2 separate regions of the Homo sapiens genome follow, and region 1 is linked to region 2. A link is a loop called in an ENCODE intact Hi-C map of the cell type or tissue named here. Cell type or tissue: ascending aorta. All regions are shown on one strand. Each heading gives the region's core, and the rest is flanking DNA. Links, peaks and the distances in the headings are about the cores only. Region 1 has its middle 93 kb from the start of RNF7. Region 2 overlaps RASA2 (RAS p21 protein activator 2).

Region 1 (2,918 bases), core at 250-2,749, 62 kb after region 2:
TAGCTGTTTTGGTCTCTCAGCAGGAATCAGGCAAAGAATCTCAGAGGAGTCTGCTAACCTCTCAAAAGTGACAACTGGGATAAGAATGTCAGAAATCCCTCAACTACCCTAGTTATTGGAGAATGAGGGTATTGTGGTGCATTGACTGCTTTTTATTAAGTAATCTACATTTTGGAAGGCTTTCTGTTGCTTTTTCTTCTATGGTGGTTAATGATTTTGTTAAATCCAAAGAGGTAGTAGCAACTAAGAATGTGGGTTTGGAGTCTGACCAACCTGGTTGGAAGCCAGATTCTATCCCTTTTAGTTTTAGTAGTTTCCCTATCTAAATAAATGGACTATAATTTCTTTTTTCTTTCTTACTTTTTTTTCTAGAGACAGGGTTTCACCATGTTGCCCAGGCTGGACTCAAACTCCTGGGTTCAAATGATCCTGCCACCTCAGCCTTAAATGTACCATAATTTCTTAACCACATAGTTTCTATTTCTTTACATTTATGAATAACACTATATCAAATATCTTCGTATGAAAATGTTGGTTCCCTGTGGCAGACACCATTGGCAGCTTACCCAAAAGAAATTTACCCTCCTTCCTTTGGAATGCTACCCCACTGGTATTCAGGCAGCCATGTTCCTGCTGGGCCTTGAATGGCCTGAGCCCATCATGGAGATCTCACTCCTCTTTGTTAATGATACACACCCAGAAGGTGAAGGGAAGTGTTTACAAGCTTCTCAGAAAGGCATTTTTGGAGAAGGTCTGTTTTGCCCCACTCTCTTCTTTTGTATTTGTCCATTGTCAAATGAGAATAGGATGCCGCGAGTGCTACCATGAGGGGAGACAACACGTCCCCCCAACTCTGGATGGCAGAGTGGGAAAAGAAAGATCCCAGGTTCTTTGTTATACCATGGGGACACAAAACCACTTCCAGGATTCCTTACTACCTAACTTATATGAGCAAGAAATGTCTGAATGCTGCAGTCACATTAGCTGAGTTTTTTTGTTTGTTTGTTTCTTTTTGACAGAGTTTCGCTCTTGTTGCCCAGGCTGGAGTGCAATGGCGCAACCTTGGCTCACTGCAACCTCTGCCTCCGGGGTTCAAGTGATTCTTCTGTCTCAGCCTCCCCAGTAGCTGAGATTATAGGTGCGTGCCACCACGCCTGGCTATTTTTGTATTTTTAGTAGACACGGGGTTTCATCATACTGGTCAGGTTAGTCTCGAACTCCTGACCTCAGGCGATCTGCCCGCCTCAGCTTCCCAAAGGGCTGGTATTACAAGTGTGAGCCACCGCGCCTGGCTGAGTTTTCTATCACTGGCAACTGAAAGCATTTGAGCTCTTACACCTAAATTTAATTTATTTCCTAGAGTAGGTTCCCACCTGTGGAACTTGTAGACCTCATCTATACAGGCAAATCTCACTCGAGAAAAGCCTCCATTTATACCCCCATCAGCATATAGGAGACTACCTTCTCACCACAGTCTCTTCAATATTGAGTCACTGAGTATTACAGACTATCATTCTTTAAAAATCACTGCTAATTTGGTAGGCAGAATCTGCTATTTCAAAATTAGTGTTTGCTCAACTGGAGTTGGTGGAGCACAGTGTGATTGGACTTGGCATAAGAGAGCCTCCTGGCGGCCCGCCCAGGCACTGCAGGAAGAGGTGTGGTCAGTATAAGGCTTCCAGAAGCAGTGACAGTGACGGGTAAGGGTCAACAGTGAACTCACATGGGAAGGATCAAGAGCTCTTCCAGGTGAGGCCAGAAATGTGAGGGCAAGGGTGTAAAGCTGGCCTGAGCCGGCAGGAGGTGACCTGGGATCACAGACAAGGGCCGGCCCCAGGGAGGAGTGGCCCTCTGGAAGGCCCCAAAGTCTTGTGTCTTCTCAGCCAGATTGTGTGCCTCTGCACTGTGTTCCACCCAGACATGATCTTAAAGATGCTCCTTAGCCCCTGAGGATCTTTCTTTCTCTCTCCCTTTTTTTTTTTTTTTTTTTTTTTTGAGACAAGGTCTCACTCTGTTATCCAGGCTGGAGTGCACTGGCACAATCTCAGCTCACTGCAACCTTGACCCCCTCCAGGCTCAAGCCATCCTCCTGCCTCAGCCTCTCGAGTAGTTGCGACTGCAGGCGTGCACCACCACACCCAGCTAATTTGTGTATTTTTTTTGTAGAGATGAGGTCTCACTATGTTGCCCAGGCTGGTCTGAAACTCCTGAGCTCAAATGATATGCCCAACTGGGCCTCCCCAAGTGCTGGGAGTATAGGTGTGAGCCACCACACCCGGCCAAGATCTTTCTTGATAAAACCCAAAAAAGAGGATGGACTTGGTGCTCACGCCTGTAATCCCAGCACTTGGGGAAGCTGAGGTGGGCAGATCACCTGAGGTCAGGATTTCGAGACCAGCCTGGCCAACATGGTGAAACCCTATCTCTACTAAAACTACAAAAAATTAGCTGGGCTTGGTGGTAAGTGCCTGTAATCCCAGCTACTCGAGAGGCTGAGTCAGGAGAATTGCTTGAACCCGGGAAGCAGAGTTTGCAGTGAGCCAAGATCATGCCTCTGCACTCCAGCCTGGGCAACAAAAGCAAAACTCCGTCTGAAAAAAAAAAACAAAAAAACAAAAACAAAAACAAAAAAAACCCAAACAGGAAAATTGAGGAGGCCAAGATGACCTAACTACTGTAAACTGTCTGCTCAAATTTTAAACAGAGCCAAAATTAAATATGGGAATTAAGTTTCCTTACATTGAAACTCAGAAGCAACACTTGTGCCTTTTGTATCAGTCAGAGTTCAGTCAGAAAGACAGAAAACACTCCAGTTATTTCAAACAGAGAAAATTTAATTTGGGAATTTCTTTTCTTTTTTTTTTTTTTTTTTTTTTTTTGAGATAGAGTCTTCCTCTGTCACCCAGCCTGGAATGCAG
Region 2 (2,918 bases), core at 289-2,788:
TTTAACACATATAAACCCTGTGTTTGTTTTTTCTTAGTCAAGTTTCAAAGAGACATTCATGTGTGAATTTTTCAAAATGTTTCAAGAAGAAGGATATATTATAGCAGTTAAAAAGGTATGATGGTTTTATTCTGGAATTGTTAATATTTATTTCATATAACATGGGGAAATAACATTTTATATATATTATTATTATCAATCCCCAGTTTAAATAATAATGTTTAAACTGTTCATCAAAAAGGCTTCCTTTTTCTTTTTTCTTCTTCCACAAAGCTGTGCTTTTCAGCTTTGAAAATACCTAAATAAGTTTAACAACAACTACTTTTGCCAGTGCATTAGAAACACAAATTACAGATGTCTAGGGTTAGGATTTCTCAAAGTGACACTATTGGCATTTGGGGCCAGATAATTCTTGATTCTGAGGGGCTGGCTTGTGCGTTTCAGGATATTTAGCAGCATGCCTGGCCTCTACCCCTTAGACGCAAGAAGTATGCCCCTGTTTTGACAGCCAAACATGCCTCCAGGTATTGCCAAATGTTCCTTGAGGGACAGAATTGCCTCTGGTTGAGAACCTCTGGTCTCTGGGGGTAAAGGCTTTGTATGGTGCCTGATGTAGAGTGGGCACTTAATTGCCATAGTAAAAAATATATACATTATTGAACATTTAATGAACAATATAAATTTATGGTAGTAACCTGAGGAAAATTACTATAAATGTACAAAAACCTGTAGTATATAATATCCTAACACAAGGCCTGCAGCATACAAAAATCACTGTACTTAGAAGTTCAGAATGTTTTGAAAGGATCTTTAATTTCTTGAGTCTTTAGTCCTGAATCATCTAAACAAAATATAGCATTATCGTAAAATGCTGAAAATTTATAAAGAAAAGTTACCTTTGAAGTACTCTATCCCATATAGTCTAGAAGTTAAGAATTAAAAAATAAGGAAAGAAATGAATTACATCTAAACTGGGCCTGAAGAAAGTACTGTATTTTATGTATCACAGTCTTAACTTAATGAATCCAAATTAGCAAAGCCAAATGTTAAAGACTTCATTCAATTTCTGTAGCACAACTAGCAGTTGGTTGCCAGAGTATTTATTTTGTTGAGATACATGTTTGAGCCTTTTTTTATACTTAGGATTCTTACAGAGACTTAGTAAGTGAAAAATGATGATTTAAAAAATTCAAGTCCGTTGGAATATTTTTCATCTGGAATAGTGCCTGTTTAACCAAAATTTTTTTAGGCAACCATTGAAGGCTTTTGAGGAGAAAGTCTTTCAAAAGAATAGGCAAAGAAAAAGCTGCCCTTTTATTTTTCAGACATTGTTGAAACATTTGTGACACTGTAGGCAGACTTTTATTGGCAGGATTATGATGTACTGTCTTTTGTTTGAGGGTTGTTTTTCCATGTTTTGTGACTGAGGCTACGGTAGCATCTGATCTTTTTTCCCCTGATATAATCAGAATGTTTAGAGTTGATAATGTCAGTGGAGAAAGGATTTAAGGGTTCCAGGAGTTTAGTCTGTTCCTGATCTACTCTGGGTCACCCACTCACATTCTAATGGACTATCGCCATAGTGTGCCTCTGTCTCAGATTTGGTTCTAGATCCCTAAGCTGACATAGGGTATTTTGCCCTAATATCCTAGTTTCCTTTATTATTTAGTAGTTACAACAAGATATGTGCAGTGCTATAAAGTGTAAAAGCTTGTGAAGCTCAATTTCTCATTTTATATTGGCACTCTGCCTAGTGACATTTACTATTGATGCAGAAGAAAATAAGAGTATAACTGAATCATATGCTATTCCCTGCAGAGTTTAGAAAGGATAACCTGGATAGTTCTATAAACAAGGTGACCATATAATTTGATGTCTAAACCAGAACACTTTTAAGAGTGAAAAATACTATTAGTGATTATTCTGGGATGATAGGAATGGTCCTGATAGGGATGGTCCTGAGCAAACTGGGACCTATAGTCACCCTGCCTATAGTCCATCTTAATTACTGGGTTTTCTTTCACTTATATCTCTGTATTTACCCCATAGTTCCTTAAGAATTATAATAAATAAATTATTGGCTGGGTGCAGTGGCTCATGCCTGTAATCCCAGCACTTTGGGAGGCCGAAGCGGGCAGATCACCTGAGGTCAGGAGTTGGAGACCAGCCTGGCTAACATGGTGAAACCCTGTTTCTACTAAAAATACAAAAAATTAGCCAGGCCTGGTGGCACGTGCCTGTAATCCCAGCTACTAGGGAGGCTGAGGCGAGAGAATCGCTTGAACCCAGGAGGTAGAGGTTGCAGTGAGCCGAGATCATGCCATTGCACTCCAGCTTGGGCAACAAGAGCAAAACTCTGTCTCAAAAAAATAAAATAAATTATTATAAATAATAAATATTTGCTAACAAATCAGTGACTTCAGGTATATATTAAGAAATAAAATATTCACATAACTCAGACTCCATTAGTGCATGGTCCATCTGGGAGAGTCGATGCTGTGATAGGGCGCTTCTTCAGTTCCCTTGGATACTTGTACCCACATTACCCACATATAATGCAAAAGGAACTCTGTTCTTGTTCTTTCACTTACCAATATTTTCTCCCAGCAAACAGAAGTAAACATTCCATTTCAAAACTCCTTAAGTCTGAGCTCTGGCAGGCAATTGTCAGCCAGTCTTAGGAGAAAATGGCTGTGCCTACAAATTCCACTTTAGAATAGGCACTGGAGCCTCAATACTATCCTTATTGGAATGTGGTTTGTTTTTAAGTCCTAAGCAGAATAATGTAGAGAAGTATAAAGGAAAAAGCAAAGAAATGCAGACCCTCTCTGAGTTTCTGAGTTTGTAATATCCATCTAATGAACTAAATAAATGGATAGCTCATTTAGGGGGCAAAATAGGATTCTTCTTTAAGAACA

What was found. Hi-C counts contacts between places; a loop is a spot of excess contacts. Peaks named below come from ENCODE experiments on the same cell type or tissue, not always from the same donor. Only the 100,000 strongest peaks of a DNase experiment are listed, where the experiment ranks them.
Region 1: it touches region 2 in a loop (2.4-fold over the local background); 14 of 110 quality-filtered maps call a loop at or near these places.

The regions. Positions count from the first base shown.
Region 1 is chr3:141,643,400-141,646,317 of GRCh38, forward strand. No RefSeq gene overlaps it. Among named protein-coding and RNA genes, the nearest start is that of RNF7, 93 kb to the right of the region's middle. In ascending aorta, for the core only: a CTCF peak has its summit at 1,639 (motif pointing left); a DNase peak (open chromatin) is centred at 1,662.
Region 2 is chr3:141,581,063-141,583,980 of GRCh38, forward strand. RASA2 (RAS p21 protein activator 2) reads left to right here. Exons shown (of 24, transcript NM_006506.5): 17 at 38-115. Among named protein-coding and RNA genes, the nearest start is that of RASA2-IT1, 57 kb to the left of the region's middle. In ascending aorta, for the core only: no CTCF peak of the experiment used is centred there; no DNase peak of the experiment used is centred there; H3K27ac peaks cover 1,386 bases.